2 separate regions of the Mus musculus genome follow, and region 2 is linked to region 1. Evidence: chromatin loops called from intact Hi-C (ENCODE). Cell type or tissue: heart. All regions are shown on one strand.

What was found. Peaks named below come from ENCODE experiments on the same cell type or tissue, not always from the same donor. Only the 100,000 strongest peaks of a DNase experiment are listed, where the experiment ranks them.
Region 2: it touches region 1 in a loop (6-fold over the local background); 21 of 42 quality-filtered maps call a loop at or near these places.

Annotation. Positions count from the first base shown.
Region 1 is chr10:128,891,088-128,899,087 of GRCm38, reverse strand. Gdf11 (growth differentiation factor 11) reads left to right here and starts at 7,370. Exons shown (of 3, transcript NM_010272.2): 1 at 7,370-7,841. The coding sequence starts at 7,403. It also overlaps a transcript of Cd63 not described here. In heart, a CTCF peak has its summit at 3,436 (motif pointing right); DNase peaks (open chromatin) are centred at 2,957, 3,417, 7,147, 7,717 and 1 weaker place; H3K4me3 peaks cover 3,312 bases; H3K27ac peaks cover 2,084 bases; H3K27me3 peaks cover 3,004 bases.
Region 2 is chr10:128,727,456-128,735,455 of GRCm38, reverse strand. Dgka (diacylglycerol kinase, alpha) reads left to right here. Exons shown (of 24, transcript NM_016811.3): 6 at 1,319-1,368; 7 at 1,817-1,891; 8 at 2,072-2,191; 9 at 2,359-2,473; 10 at 4,044-4,132; 11 at 4,269-4,388; 12 at 4,753-4,851; 13 at 5,197-5,265; 14 at 5,508-5,581; 15 at 5,786-5,857; 16 at 7,115-7,200; 17 at 7,299-7,388. Among named protein-coding and RNA genes, the nearest start is that of Dgka, 13 kb to the left of the region's middle. In heart, a CTCF peak has its summit at 894 (motif pointing right); a DNase peak (open chromatin) is centred at 4,305; H3K4me3 peaks cover 216 bases; H3K27ac peaks cover 329 bases.

The DNA of each region.
Region 1 (8,000 bases):
CTTTGCTCTGATGGGCTGAGAAGGTGGCTCATTGGTGGATAGAATTGACTGCTCTCCCAGAGGACCCATGTGCAGTCTCACACCAGGTGGCTCACAACTGTCACTCCATCTACAGGGGATCTGACACCCTTTCTGCATTCCATGGGCGCCTTCATCTTTCTGCTGAGACAGAGCACAGATGAGCATTTAATCAATGAGACAAAAGCAAAGCTATGTGTTTGCTGGTTACTTTTTTATGTCTAGTCCCTGGGACTGAAAGCCAAGGACACTAGGCCAGGGCAGAGAAAGAACTCATCCCATGGGTGAGTCTAGTCCTAGGCCATATGGTCCTGCCTTTAAGATGTTTACGGGCAGGGCAGGAGAGATAGTTCAGCTATCAAGAGAATAGCTTGTTCTTCTAGAGGACCATGGTTCTGTTCCCAGCATCCACATGGTGGCTTACAACTGGAGCTCTAATTCTAAGGGACCTGGTTGCCTCTCTGGACACACGTGCAGTGCACTCACATACATTCAGGAAAGATACTTAGAAACACAAAATGGGGGCTGGTGAGATGGCTCAGTGGGTAAGAGCACCGACTGCTCTTCCGAAGGTCCGAAGTTCAAATCCCAGCAACCACATGGTGGCTCACAACCACCCGTAATGAGATCTGATGCCCTCTTCTGGTGCGTCTGAAGACAGCTACAATGTACTTATATATAATAAATAAATAAATAAATCTTAAAAAAATGGAATCCTCACATAATGTTTAAAAAAAAAAAAAAAGAAACACAAAATGAAAACAAACAAATCTCTTTTTAAAAAAGTAAAGACTTTTGCAGACACAGACAAAACTACAGTATGGTGTGATGCCTATAGTGAGGAGGAGGCCTGGATCCTGGGTGCTGCTTAGCACAGGGCGGTGGGCACAAGAGAATGTCAAAGTACCTAAGATGCGCTGAGCATGACGGCACATACCTTTAATCGCTGTACTCAGGAGATCATTATAAAGAGATGTCTGTGAGTTCAAGCCTTATCCACCTAGCAAGTTCTAGGCCAGCAAGGGCCACATAGTGAGATCCTATTTCAAAAGCAAACAACTCTAAGGTGGCTGTCAAAGAACGAGGGTTTTGTAGGAGGCATACTAAATGCTGCACTCAAACCGGTCAGGTTCCTTGCATAGGTGTGGAGTTTCAGTGAGAAAGCCAACAAAGAGGAGAAGTATCAGAGTGGGAATCAGCAGGGAATGTTGGTAATGCCAAGGCAGACTCCCTGGTCCTGGTTCTTTTTGTACCTTACACACACACACACACACACACACACACACACACTCTTCTGAGCCACTACTTTGATCTTTACAGCCAAGTACTCTCTCCTGACTTCTCACTGAGATTGGGTTTTCTTGGAATTCTGCCTCCAGTTTCCCTCTCACCAGCTTCCCTCATCTAACAGCTCAGCCCCTGCTTTCCCAGTGCCCAGATCAGCCCATCTGTCAGCATTTTGACATCTCTGGAAGAATAAACATTGAGCTCTCTCTCTCTCTCTCTCTCTCTCTCTCTCTCTCTCTCTCTCTCACACACACACACACACACACACACACACACGTTCCCCACTACCCCCACCCCCACCCCCTTTCCAGGAATATGATGTCTCCTGCTGGAAGGCTCTCAAGTTAGGATTTCAAGACTCTGGGAAGAAAGCAGTATGTAAAAAAGACACAGAAAAGGTGGGGATACCTGGAAACCCCCAGGCTAAAAAGGAAAGGGTAGATAGAACTGGTGGGCTGACATTCCTTAAGAAGGCTAGGGAAAATTGACTGGAAATTCAGAGAAGGTTCTTGGGAGGGGGCAGCTGGAGGCAAAGAAAGCCATGAATGAGCCTTAATGATTCTTACAGACTTCAGATTGTTCTAGACCTTCTTGATCACCACTACAGCCCCAAACACAAACTCTTTGGATCCTTCCTCCCAGCCCCCAGCTTCTCATAGAGAAGAAGCTAAAGAAGTTAGAGGGGCTGCCAAGGGACCCGGGCAAGATAAGTATAGGGTTTGGAGAACATGATACAGGAAGGGGCAATAATTACACAGTAAGGTCCTCTTGGGGACTGCAGGGTTTGTGGGCAGAAGACTTGGAAGAGTCCACTTCTCCAACACACCACCCCAGCCAGGAAAAGCTGCTCCACACCCCTAGAGAGGCACATACTAGAAGGGAAGAGAGTAGGGAGGTAAGCCTCCAGGGAGGTCCTCTCCCCCCACCCCCTGCTCCTACAATTCAACCATTTCACCCTCCTCACCCACCCCAAGGAAGCCCCCAAGTATGGAAGAATAAAGCCATTAGCCCCAGAGATAAGGCTTTTGGGGGGAAAATGGAGATAGGATTAGGGAATACTGTGTACCACTGCAACCTGACCTCGCCTAATCTTAGAAGCTAAACGGGGTCAGGTCTGGGGGGGCACTTGTGTGGGAAGAATGGGGAAATTCTCTCAAAGGAGGCAAGAAAAGTAGCTTTCTCCAAAAGCCCAGCTCTAATGTACAGGGCAGGAAGGGGTGCCGCAGATCAGGGAAGCAGTGTATTCCTCATACCCCACCCCCACTCCATCCCACTCTCCACCCCCGTAACAGCACCCTTGAGCCTTGGCCTCGAACACTGGCAACAGACTCCTCAGGAGCAGTTCTTGCTTCTAAGGCTGTTAACAGACCGCATACCGGAGAACGCACTTCCATCCCTCTACCGGCTCCCTCCCCTAGATACTTGCTTCCTTTTCACCCGTAGCTCACAACCTTCAAACCTAAATACCAGCCTCAAGACCCTTACCCACATTTGCTATGAACCAGTCAGGACCTGGAAGGAGGCGGGTATGGAGGTCGCTCTGGTAACCTAGGAGAGGGGCACCCCTAGCTGGAAGGCAGTTACCAGGGAGACCAGGGCAGTGAGCTGGGATCCAAGCCAGGGTTGGCACATACCGGTATAAGCAAAGGGTGGGTGCGTGGGCTGTTTGGTTGGCGGGTGACAGGGTCTCTCTAGGTAGCCCGGGCTGACCTTGACTTATAGCAATGATCTGCCTCACACTCTCTCTTGACACTTCGGCTTACAGACTTGCGCTATCACCCCAGCAAGCAAAAGTCTTAATGTTCTGCTTTCTTCCAACTCCTGTCCTATAAAGCAACTAGCGCCCCCTTCTCACGACTAGGTCTGGGGCAGACGGAAAGCTAGGAATTACTTTATGCGTCTTAGAGGAATCATAAGGGACCAAACCTGAGAGAAGTCAAGGAAAGAAGTGACTCTAGGAGGGGTTGAGGAAGAGACAAAGCTTACTCTTTTTCAAAACTTCGCCTGAAGATGTTGTTCACCAGTACAGCGTTTGCCTACGGTACTCGGGTTCGAGGTTGGGGAAAGGTACTCCTGACTTGAAAAGTCTGAAGGGCAAGTATCAAAACCACTGGTCTGACGTTTCATGTTATTCCACCAGAGGGCAGTCTTGTCCACTTAATGAATTACTAGTCCTAGCGATAAAGCCAGGGAGTGGAAATCTGTCGAGCAAATTGTTGAGTGCTTTCCTGGTATTTGGCCTATAACAACCCCTTGTGGACAAAATTACACAATTTTCTTCACCGCCACCACCACCTAGGTTCACTCACTGAGGGTCATTCAACCTTTAGTTAAGGCTGCTAAGAAATACATTCGTGAAAAGGGTTCTGCTGTTGGGTGTCCCAGTGTGAGGTTGCAAGCACAGTAAGAGGTGACGAAGGCTGACTGATACTATTAGAGTGCTTTGTCAGACCTCATGCTTCAAAAATAGCTGTGGATTCTAAGGTGTAAGGGGCTTTAATAAGCTGGGCTGGCAAGGCGGCTCAGCAGATAAAGGTACTTGCCATCACACCTGATGACCTGAGTGTTTGATCCTGGAGACCCAGCACATGGTAGAAAGAGAAAACTTACTCCATAAAATTATCTGATCCTTTTGTGCATTCTCCTAACCCCCACTCCCGCCTGGCATGCACACACACACACACACACACACACACACACACACACACCTTGTTCAAGTTCATACAGCCAGAAAGGAAGGTTGCTGGGACTTGGCATACAGGCATCCTAGATCTATTAGAGAAGCTACAGTAAGAAAGGGGATTCCTGAATGATTTATCTAAAAATTTCCTCTACACCGAGACCTAGTAAAAGTACAAATTTGGCCAAGAGATTTGGAGACTGGAAGTTGGATGCTAGGAATTAAGCTTGGGCATCACACTCAGCTCCTGAACTCCAGCTCCAGCTGAGAAGTGGGTCCAAGGAGAACACTTGGATGATAAAACAAGATTGGAGTGCTACATCCAGGTACGTAGTCTGTGTACATACTGCCATTCATCAAGTGAAGCCTGCAGGATAGGGCACATCTGAGCAGAGAGAGCTTCTGTACTTGGTCTGTGATGTTTGAGGAGCCTCGGGTCCCCTGGACTGGAGCGTTAGCAGGTATTATGCACCTACTGTTTGCTTCTCTCGTCTTTGACCTTCCACTCGATACAAGTTTGAGGAGGAAGTGAATGTAAGTTGTCCATTCTCTAAAGAAGCAGAAAGGGGCAGCACCATTTCTGCTCTCAAAGTGTTTGTGTTTTCAGAGACAGGGTCCCACTAGATCACCCTGGCTAGCCTGGAACTCTTTGTGTAGACCAGGCTAGCCTCTGCCTCCTGGATTAAAAGCATGCTCCACTACACTTGGCTGGTTTGCAATTTTTTGTTTGTTTTTGTTTGGTTTGTTTCCTGAAGAAAATAACATCAAAGTAATAGGTTTGAAAAATGGGAACGCAGCAGAGTATGCGGTAAGAACAATCAGGGCTCTGAGGGATCAGAAAGGGACAAAAGAGGATCCTGAAGAAGAAGCCCTGACTCCCTGACACTCTTGGCCGGCTCCGAGGTAATCCTCACAACTAGTTGAAGGTAGAAATTATGGTCTCCATTTATAGATAAAGAAACTTGATGATTGCTCAGTGGAAGAGTTCTTGCTTTGTATGCACAGCCCCTTGGTTCTACCTCACCCCACACCCAATTCAAGGTACAGGGAAGAGAACACAGAGAGAGGGAGAGAAAAACTTGGTAAGTTATCGACACTCCCATGTTTTGGTCCAAAGCAAGGGAGTAATGAGAAGTTTCTGGATTGTGTTCCATTCAGTCCCTGTTCTTCTTCTTTTTTCTTTTTTAATATTTATTATGTTTATTATATATAAGTACACTGTAGCTGTCTTCAGACACACCAGAAGAGGGCATCAGATCTCTTTACAGATGGTTGTAAGTCACCATGTAGTTGCTGGGATTTGAACTCAGGACCTCTGGAAGAGCAGTCAGTGCTCTTAACTGCTGAGCCATCTCTCCATCCCTAAGTCCCTGTTCTAAATAGGAATAGGTCATGTATTCAGAGCTTCTCACCTACCCTGCTTCTCCCTCACAGCTGAACCCCAATAGTTACCCTCATTCCACTCCAGCTCCCAAACCCAATTCTGTTCTTTTGTTTATGCCTAACTAACTTTAACATATATATATATATATTTTAATTAGGGTTTAATTCCAGAGAGGAAACCAAAAACCTTCTACTTGGTCCAAGAATCCCAATAGTGAGGTCTATACATTTTACATTTATCTATATATTTTTTTGAGACAGGGCCTTCCTACTGACATTTATACATTTTGTTCAGTGAACACTGCGCGAGACACTGGAAGAGCAAATCTCAACCCCCTAACATTTTCAGTTTGCCAAGGGATCTTCAGAGACATGGGTCAAGGCATGCTTATACAGAGAGCTCTCTGGAGGCTGAGGCAGGAGGATAACTGAGTTTGAGGCCAGCCTGGGATGCATCTGAGACTCTGTCTCAGAGGATAGAGGAAAAGGAGAAGAAAGGGTTTAGGGGAGGGGAAGAGGGGGAAAAAGAGAAACAGAGACCTGGGAAGAGGGAACCAGCAGTAGTGGCTGAGCACACCTGTACACTGTCTTCCTCGTGTACTGAGCTGTCTGGCTGCGCTTAGGACCACACCTGAAGACCATGGCTGGTCCCATTCCAGAGTGGCTCCCCTTGGGGTTTGCTATCTCCACATTAGACATCTGAGTATAGACCCTGCTCTTACCCTTACGCCTAAAACTTCAAGCTTTCTCAGACATGTAAGACCTTACAAACACAAAGACGTAGCTAGGAACCCAGAGAGAGGGTCCAGATTCCTCGCCAAGCACCACTTTCAAGCCCTACCTCATCCCTCATCTGGCTCTTCCCCTCATGGCTCCCACCCTTTCCAGCCCGATCACGATCACTCTCTTTGTTCTATTAAACCTCAATCTCAAGATCACAGGCCTCCTAGATAGTTTTCTTCCGGGCTCAGTACTTGTCAACTTCTCAGCTTGTCCCTGGCCTCTTCCTCTCCTGACCGCCTTCATCCCTGTGATAAATCAGCCTGATGTTCCATTTTATGGGTTCTTTAAACATCCTGGGCTACCTCTGGTAGCTGAGGCTATTCTTCACATCTCCACCTCTTCCCCTTGGGTGTCTCTTTGCGCTCCAACCAAGGCTGACTTGTGTGTGTTACTTCCTCCCCTGGTCTTTTCTCTGCACCTGCCTCCTCAGGGGTTGCTACCTCCAAGGTATCCCCTGTCTCTGCCTCTCCCTCTTGCGCAGGGTACCATCAGCTCCCTCTGACCCATCCGTTCTCTTGCCCACCTCTCCTGCTCTCTCCTGTTCGACTCCGTAGAATTCGGTTAGCCACCCCTCTTTGCGCTCTACCTTTGTCTTTGACTCTCTCCACTCTTAACTGTCCCACTAGTTTTTCTGGTCGTCTTCAGTCTTCGCTCTTGCTCTCTAGCTAAGTCTCTCCCTTCTGTGACTTCTTTTCTCTCTTTTGTCTCTCCCTCTTCCCTTCCTATCTGGGTATCTTTGGATCTGCCTCTTCCCCCACCCCCAACCCCTACCCACCGCTCCGTCTGTCCCCGATCTCTCTGACTCGGTCCCTCACGGCCTCTCCCCCCCTCCCCCTCATCTTTCGGTCTCTTCATCTTTCTCTGGACCCGTGCTCGCTCGTGTTCTCTCTCTCTCTCTCTCTCTCTCTCTCTCTCTCTCTCTCTCTCTTTTCCTCGGTTCTCTCCGGCTCCCTCTCTCGCCTCGGATGACAGCGCTACCTCTTTTGTTGGCTCCGCAGCCAATCGCGGCCGCTGACGACACGGGGGCCGGGGCTATAAAGGGCCCGGCCCGGGCTTGGGCCCCCCCAGCTGCCCGCCCCGGCCGCCCGCCCGCCCCGCCCGTGCGCCCGCCGCCCCCGGCCCCCGGCCCCCCCTCGGCCGGGCAGCCCCCAATCCCGCGCCGCCCGGACCCCCTCCTCCTCCCTCTTCCCTCCGCCCCCTCCCCGCGGGACTCCGGCGTCCCCGCCCCCCAGTCCTCCCCTCCCCTGCAGCATGGTGCTCGCGGCCCCGCTGCTGCTGGGCTTCCTGCTCCTCGCCCTGGAGCTGCGGCCCCGGGGGGAGGCGGCCGAGGGCCCCGCGGCGGCGGCGGCGGCAGCGGCGGCGGCGGCCGGGGTCGGGGGGGAGCGCTCGAGCCGGCCGGCCCCGTCCGCTCCGCCGGAGCCGGACGGCTGCCCCGTGTGCGTGTGGCGGCAGCACAGCCGCGAGCTGCGCCTAGAGAGCATCAAGTCGCAGATCCTGAGCAAACTGCGGCTCAAGGAGGCGCCCAACATCAGCCGGGAGGTAGTGAAGCAGCTGCTGCCCAAGGCGCCGCCGCTGCAGCAGATCCTGGATCTGCACGACTTCCAAGGCGACGCGCTGCAGCCTGAGGACTTCTTGGAAGAGGACGAGTACCACGCTACCACCGAGACGGTCATAAGCATGGCCCAGGAGAGTAAGTGGGCTGCGGGGTGCGCGCGGTGCGGTGCAGTCCGGGAAGGACCCGGAAGCCCTTTCTGCGAAAACTTGACGGATTGGGGAGCCGGGCCACTCCACACAACTTTTTGAGCGGAGAAGATGGGCAGCGGAGTTGAGTGCACGCCCCGTTCTAGGG
Region 2 (8,000 bases), 160 kb after region 1:
TCCCACTTTTTGGCCCTGGCGTTCCCCTGTACTGGGGCATATAAAGTTTGCATGTCCAATGGGCCTCTCTTTCCAGTGATGGCCTACTAGGCCATCTTTTGATACATATGCAGCTAGAGTCAAGAGCTCCGGGGTACTGGTTAGTTCATAATGTTGTTGCACCTACAGGGTTGCAGATCTCTTTAGCTCCTTGGATACTTTCTCTAGCTCCTCCATTGGGAGCCCTGTGATCCATCCAACAGCTGACTGTGAGCATCCACTTCTGTGTTTGCTAGGCCCCGGCATAGTCTCACAAGAGACAGGTATATCAGGGTCCTTTCAGCAAACGCTTGCTAGTGTATGCAATGGTGTCATCATTTGGAGGCTAATTATGGGATAGATCCCTGGATATGGCTGGCAGTCTCTAGATGGTCCATCCTTTTGTCTCAGCTCCAAACTTTGTCTCTGTAATTCCTTCCTTTGAGATTTCTAAAGGCAACAAGGTGAGACCTGAAAATAGGCCTGTTTCCTGTTTCCTCTGTTCTCCTGAGCTGCCTACAGCTAATGCTACCCGCCACAGTCACTTCAGTTCCCATGTCTATACATCCCCACGGAGGTGGCCTCGGATGTTGATGGCACATAGAAGTGTGTGCTGCCTCCGTTGTATTTACCAAGGCCGGCATGCACGGCTGTTTTCCCTTTTTTGTTTCATTTGTATGTGACAGGGTCTCACAATGTGTAACCCATCCTGGTCTCAAATTGTCTATCCTCCTGCCTTAGCTTCCTGAGTCCTGGGATTACAACTGTATACCCTGTGCCTCCCTTCTTTCTGATCTGCTCTGTCAATTTCTATTCTTTTTTTTTTTTTTAAGATTTATTTATTTATTTTATGCATATGAGTATACCTCCATTGCCCTCTTCAGAGACACCAGAAGAGGGCACCAGACTCCATTACAGATGGTTGTGAGCCACCATGTGGTTGCTGGGAATTGAACTCAGGACCTCTGGAAGAGCAGTCAGTGCTCTTAACTGCTGAGCCATCTCTCCAGCCTGTCAGTCCTATTCCTAACTTCAAGATCCCCTCCATATCTCTTTTTTTCTCTTGCTTTCTGAATTCTTGGGGGTTTGTTTTTGTGGTGTTTAATATTCTTTTTGAGGCAGGGCCTCACTATGACTCCCTGGCTGGCCTGGAACTCCCTATGCTGTGGAGCAGCATGGCCTTGAACTCATAGAGATCTGCCTTCCAAGTGCTGGGATTACAGGGCCACCATGCCTGGTTTGGGGATGAGTTCTTTGGATCTCTCGCATAAACTGACCCAGTTGCTCAAACACTTCACAGTCACCTTCAAGCTATATGACATGGACAGAAATGGGATCCTGGATAGCACGGTGAGCTGTGGGACCTGTGTGCTGGGCAAGGGAGTCTGTCCATCTGCCTGTGTTCGCATACCTAGACTTTTCCAGGGTTTCCAGAAACAGAGAAAAGGTTGGGGGTGTAGCTTAATGGCCCAGAGCGTGCATAGCATACAGAAAACCTTGGGTTCATCCCTAAAACTACCCTCTCCCCAGCATTAAATAAAAAAAAAAAAAGCAGAAGACAGTGGTATTGAGGAGATACTTAGTCCCCTAGAACTAACTATGGAAGCAGTTCCCAAGAACTTGGACTCTAAAATAGAGAAGCCAAGAGATGGGAAGCCTATAAATACTTACTTGTCAGAGGTACCTGAGAACAAGAGGTGATTCTGGAAGTGGAATCCAGGAGCCCTGATTTCTAGAGGACGTTTGTATAGTGGCCATAGTAAGTGGCTATCTGTGGCTTTTACCCTCTTTTCTTCAGGAAGTGGAAAAAATCATCCTTCAGATGATGCGAGTGGCCGAATATCTAGACTGGGATGTGTCTGAGCTGAGACCGGTGAGGCAGCTTGTCCTTTTCCTTATTCCATCCCTACCCCCCACGGTCCTGTATCTGCCTTATCCCATCTCCCACGGGTACCTGGTTCCTCTGCTAGCATGACTGTGTGGTGTCCTAGGAGATGGTGGAGAGGGTCTGGGGACCACTCCCAGCCAAAGGCCTTTCTTCCTGTCTGATCAGATCCTTCAGGAGATGATGAGAGAGATGGATCAGGACGGCAGTGGCTCTGTGTCTCTAGACGAGTGGGTCCGTGCTGGGGCTACCACAGTGCCACTGCTTGTGCTCCTGGGGATGGACGTGGTGAGTGAGAAGGGCTGGGGATGGACGTGGTGAGTGAGAAAGGCTGGGGATGGACGTGGTGAGTGAGAAAGGCTGGCAAGGGCAGGGCGAGTGCGGTCTTGGAATATACTCACCAGAGAACCAGGGATTAGCCTTCTAAGAAGCTGGCATCCTCTGTGACCTCCTAGACTATGAAAGATGATGGCAACCATATATGGAGACCCAAGAGATTCACCAGACTGGTCTACTGCAACCTGTGCGAACAGAGCATTAGCCTTGGCAAACAGGGCCTGAGCTGTAACTGTGAGTCACACCGGGAATGTGGGAGCGGGGAAGCTCAGGAGTTAGTGAGGACGCGATGTTATGAACTCAGATGAAACAAGGATTTGGATTTTGGGGCTCTGCTACTCACTCTCTATGATCCTGGGGAAGCAATATAACTTTCTGTTATTAATTATTATTATTTGTATGTTGTGCTAAAGCCCAAGCCTATATATGTCTTTTTTTAAAAATAATCTTTGTTATTTAAAAAAAAAACCCAACAACAACAAACTTGTAGGGCTAGAGATATGGCTCAGCGGTTAAGAGCACTGACTCCTCTTCCAGAGGTCCTGAGTCCAATTCCCAGCAACCACATGGTGGCTCACAACCATCTGTAATGGGATCTGATGCCCTCTTCTGGTATGTCTGAAGACAGCTACAGTGTACTCATATACATAAAATGCATAAATATATCTTTTTAGAAAACCTAGTAAATAAAAAGACAGTATCTCACACTATAGCTCAGGCTGGCCTGGAACTATATGGCCCAAACTGATCGCAAAACTCCCAACAATCTTTTTGCCTCAGTAGTGGCAATGGCAGCTACTGTTGCTACTGCTTCCTTCACCTCCTCCTCTTCTTCCTCTTCCTCCTTCTCCTCCTCCTTCTTTTTGTTTTTGAGACAGGGTCTCTCTCAAGTCATGGCACTTGCTATGTAGACCAGGCTGGCCTCAAACTCATAGAAATTCCCCCCTGCCTCTGCCTCCCAAGTGCTGGGACTGAAGGTGTGCACCACCACACCCAACTTGCCTCAGCCTCTTGAATGTTGCATTAAAGGAGTGAGTCATCATACCCAGTTTCATGTTTTTCTTTAACCTTTAGTTTCCTTGACTGAAAAGGGAGATAACTGTGAACAGTAAATATGTGGATACTGTTATTGCTAGCACATGCCTGCAGTAATAGCATTCCTCAGCTATAGACAGGAAGATCTGGAGTTTAGGGCCAGCCTCAGTTACAGAGGAAGTTTAATTTAAGTCCAGCCTTAAAGGTACAGCCTGGACTACATAAGACTCTGTCTCAAAACAAACAAGCAGTGATGTGAGATGAGTGTCGGTGAGTAAAGGCAGGTGCTCCCAAACATGACTTTCTGAGTTTGATTCCCTAGAACCTGAAATAAAGGGAGAGAACTGACCAGAGAGCTGTCCTCTGATCTCTCTGCATACATTGTGTCACACACATACCCACACGCATAAATGCATGCGGAGGCATTATTATTTTGCAGTACACCAAAGAGTCGATTATTTTACTGAGACAGGTTTGTGTAGCTTTGGCCAGCCTGGACTGGATATGTAGACCAGGCTTGCCTCAAACTCTCAAAGAGCTTCCAGCTCAGTTCCAAACTTAGCACAGGGACAATGTAGAGACAGACAGGAGGTAGCATCTGCATTGTTAGGAGACTGAGGTGAAGTTTGCCCTTGCAAACTTCTCTACCATAACCTGGCAGCCAAGGTTGCATGTCTTGTTCCAGTGAGTGACCCTTCCTCACTCCCAAGAAAGGAGAAGAGGGGGAATAGGCCACCGCTAAGGCTCTGACCTTCTTCCCTCTCCCCAGTCTGTAAGTACATTGTTCATGACCACTGTGCCATGAAGGCCCAGCCTTGTGAAGTCAGCACCTATGCCAAGTCTCGGAAAGACATTGGTGTGAGTGACCCCCATGCCCGCTCATTCCTACACTGCTAACCCTATCCTAGCCCTGGTCCCTAGCCCTCTTCTGCCCCTCGTTGCCTTTCACACGAGGTGCTCCCAGACAAGGAAGGGCTTGCCTCTCTCCCCCAAGGTCCAGTCACACTTATGGGTTCGAGGAGGCTGTCATTCCGGGCGTTGTGACCGCTGCCAGAAAAAGATCCGGACCTACCACAGCCTAACAGGACTGCACTGTGTGTGGTGCCACCTGGAGGTCAGTTCAGGAACTGTCCCTCGAGAGACCCTCTCTACTCTCTTTCTTCTTTTTTTTTTTTTTTAATTTATTTTTTTTTAAGATTTATTATTTTATTATATGTAAGTACACTGTAGCTGTCTTCAGACACTCCAGAAGAGGGAGTCAGATCTCATTACGGATGGTTGTGAGCCACCATGTGGTTGCTGGGATTTGAACTTCGGACCTTTGGAAGAGCAGTCGGGTGCTCTTACCTGCTGCCCTCTCTACTCTCTTACTGCCATAGTTATTCTTGTTCCCAAGGGCTTTCTTTCCTGTCCATACTCTCAAGCTGAGAACTAATAAAGTCCCCTGCATGATTTCTGTTTCCCTTTTGTGCTCCTAGATCCATGATGACTGTCTGCAGGCTGTAGGTCCTGAGTGTGACTGTGGGTTGCTCCGTGATCATATCCTGCCTCCGTGTTCCATCTACCCCAGCGTCCTGGTAAGTCTCTCAACAGCAGCTGGCAGGGAACAGGAGCTTTCCCTGAACAGGAAAGTGTCCCTGTTTTCTTATGAACATACCACTACACATGGAATACCTGTGGTTTGGTATAGAGTTTTGTTACTGTTTCTCACTACGACGTAGCCCTGGCTGGCCTGGAACTTGCTGTGCAGACCAAGCTAGCCTTGAACTCAGATCTGCTTGCCTCTGCCTCCCAAGTGTTGGGATTATAGGATAGGTGTGAGCCACTATACCCAGCCAGAGCGGCGTTTAGAACAGAGGATCCAAGTGAGACCCCCCCATTGGATCCCTGGATAACTCATCTTTCTCTTTCATTGTCTCCAGGTATCTGGACAAGAGTGCAAACACAAGACCACAGATGATACAAGCCTGTGCACCCCTGAGGCTTTTCGGGTACTGGACTGAGGGTCACGGGCTTAAAGGTCATGCCAGCTTTTGATTTGAGTCTTATGGGGAGGGACTGAAGTGGAAAGTAGGGGATACCTCATCTCCAAAAACTCCAGCTTGGTAGAGGAGGAGAGGGGAGGGGAAAAGCATCCTGGGAAATGCCAGTCCTTCTGCAGAGCTTGCCTTCATCCTTGATAAAATCCTGCTTTATTTATCCTTATTTTCTCCCCCCCCCACACACACTGCAGATTGAACCCGTTTCTAACACCCACCCCCTTCTAGTCTTCATCAATCTTAAGAGCGGAGGCAAGCAGGGGCAGAGGTGAGGAGGGGCAGGGCAGAGGTGAGGAGGCCTATGCTGGTTCTTCCTAGATGGAGAGAGAGGATCAGAGTGAGTGGGGAGGAAGGGGATGTGTGTGTGGAGGGGATTTTTTGGGGGAGGGCATTAGAGAAGAGTAGATAGAAATGGAGTACAGAGCGTGAGTCTGGTCATCCGTGCTACAGCCTTTCTTTTCCTCTCACGCAGTGTGCTTTGGAAATTTCAGTACATTCTGAACCCGCGGCAGGTGTTCGACCTGAAGGATGGTCCGGAGCCAGGGTGCGTATAGGTCAGGGGTTGTATCAAAGGGTTTGAGGTGTGTGCGTGCGGGCATGTGTGTGTGTGTGTGGGGGTTGTATGCTCAAGGGGGCCAGGGGAGGGAGGGGGAGAGGGAGAGAGGGAGAGAGAGAGAGAGAGAGACTGTCTGTTAGGATAGGAGACCCAAGAGCTCAGATTTCTAAATGCTTTTTCTCCCTAGTCACTAGGATATTCATTATGTTTGGTTTTCTGACTCTCTCGGTCCCAGTTTCAAAAGATGGAGAGGAAGTAGTTTTGGGTTTCTCCAAACACTAAGGAATAGAAACTCAAATCCCAGTGGTGCACAGGAATCTGCTGTCACCCTAGTTTTCATGTTTGCTGGAAGGGCATTTACCAACTGAACCATCTGCCCACCCCTTGACATTTTATTATTGTTGTTATTGTTATTATTGTTGTCTGTGGGGTGTGTGTGTGTGTGTGTGTGCATGTGCCCATGTGCCACAGTGCATGCACAGAGGTCCTAGGACAACTTTTGAGAGTCTGTGAGGATTGAATCAGATTCCTAAGCTTGCTCGGCAAGCTCTTTTACCCACTTGAAAAATGTTGGCCAGGCAGTGGTGGCTCACACCTTTAATCCCAGCACTTGGGTGGCAGAGGTATGTGGATTTCTGAGTTCAAGGCCAGCCTGGTCTACAGAGTGAGTTCCAGAACAGCCAGGCCTACCTACAGAGAGAAACCCTGTCTCAAAAACAAAACAAAACAAAACAAAAACAAAAACAAGAAAAATAAAAATATGTGTGTGCCAGAGAGAGAGAGAGAGAATGTGTGTGTGTGTGTGTGTGTGTGTGTGTGTGTGTGTGTGTGTGTGTTGGGGTGTTGGGGATGTTTGAGTGAATCAGGGCCAAGGAACAGTTTAAGGTGTCACCTTCAGGAATGCCATACTTCCTTGAGACAGGCTCTCTCAGTGGCTCAGCTCATTAACTAGGCTGGGCTGGTTGACCAGTTATCCCTGTGATCCCCCATCTTATCTCCCCACAGTACTGTAATAACAACATGCCTGATCTTTCTATGTGGGTTCTGGGGATCAAATTCAGGCCCTAGAGTTTGCAAAGCCAGTGCTTTATCAGCTGAGCTAGCCTCCCAGTCCTAAACTGAAGTCCTTTGATGAGGGGGAACGGAGTCATAGGAACAAGAGACAAAAAGTGACTTATCTGTCTAGGACTTGTGGATAGATCTCAGTTATCCTTCTTCGTTTTTCTCTCTTCCCTTTTATCTCAGGCTCAGATTCTTTAAAGATGTTCCTCAGTTCCGGATATTGGTGTGTGGTGGAGATGGCACAGTAGGCTGGGTTCTAGAGACCATTGGTCAGTGCAGGGGGGAGCCTCCCTCTGGGCAGGAAATGGGGCAATAGTGTTCAAGGGCCAGCCTCCTCCATCCATCTCTTCACTTGCCTCCTCCTCAGACAAAGCCAACTTTGCCACTGTGCCTCCCGTTGCTGTGCTGCCCCTGGGCACTGGAAATGATCTGGCTCGGTGCCTAAGATGGGGAAGAGGTAAGTGGGAAAAACGAGGTTTGCGGGAGACTGGGGAGCTTTAAGAGAAAGACACAGGGCTGGAGAGATGGCTCAGAAGTTAAGAGTACTGACTGTTCTTCCAGAGGACCTGGACACTTTTCCCAACACCCACATGACGGCTCCAACCTTCTGCAACTCTGGTCCTAGATAATCTGACGCCACCCTCTGTGGGTACTGCAGACACTTGGTACACAGTCATACAGGCAGGCAAAAACATCCATTCACTTTAGCAAGTAAATAAGCAAATGAATAAATAAATACTGTTTGGGGGGGGATTAAAAACCTAGGGTTCTGATATAAAGAGATTGTTGGGAAAAAGAGAGATACACAAAACTGGGTCCAAGCTAGAGTGGCCAAAGAAGGAGCTTTGGAAGAAAAAAGGATGGTATTCTAAACCAAGGGCTGTTGAGGGTGACAGTCCCCTTCCCTAACAACTCTAGGGCTCAGGATAAAGAAGTGTGGTGGAGGAGTGAGGAACAGTGTGGGGGTGAGAGCTGTGTTTGAGTTGAAGGACGTAGGTAGCAAGGGTCATTCGTACATCAAGCAGCTGTCCACCTGCTTTTTCTGATTGTCTTTTGGAGACAGGGTTTC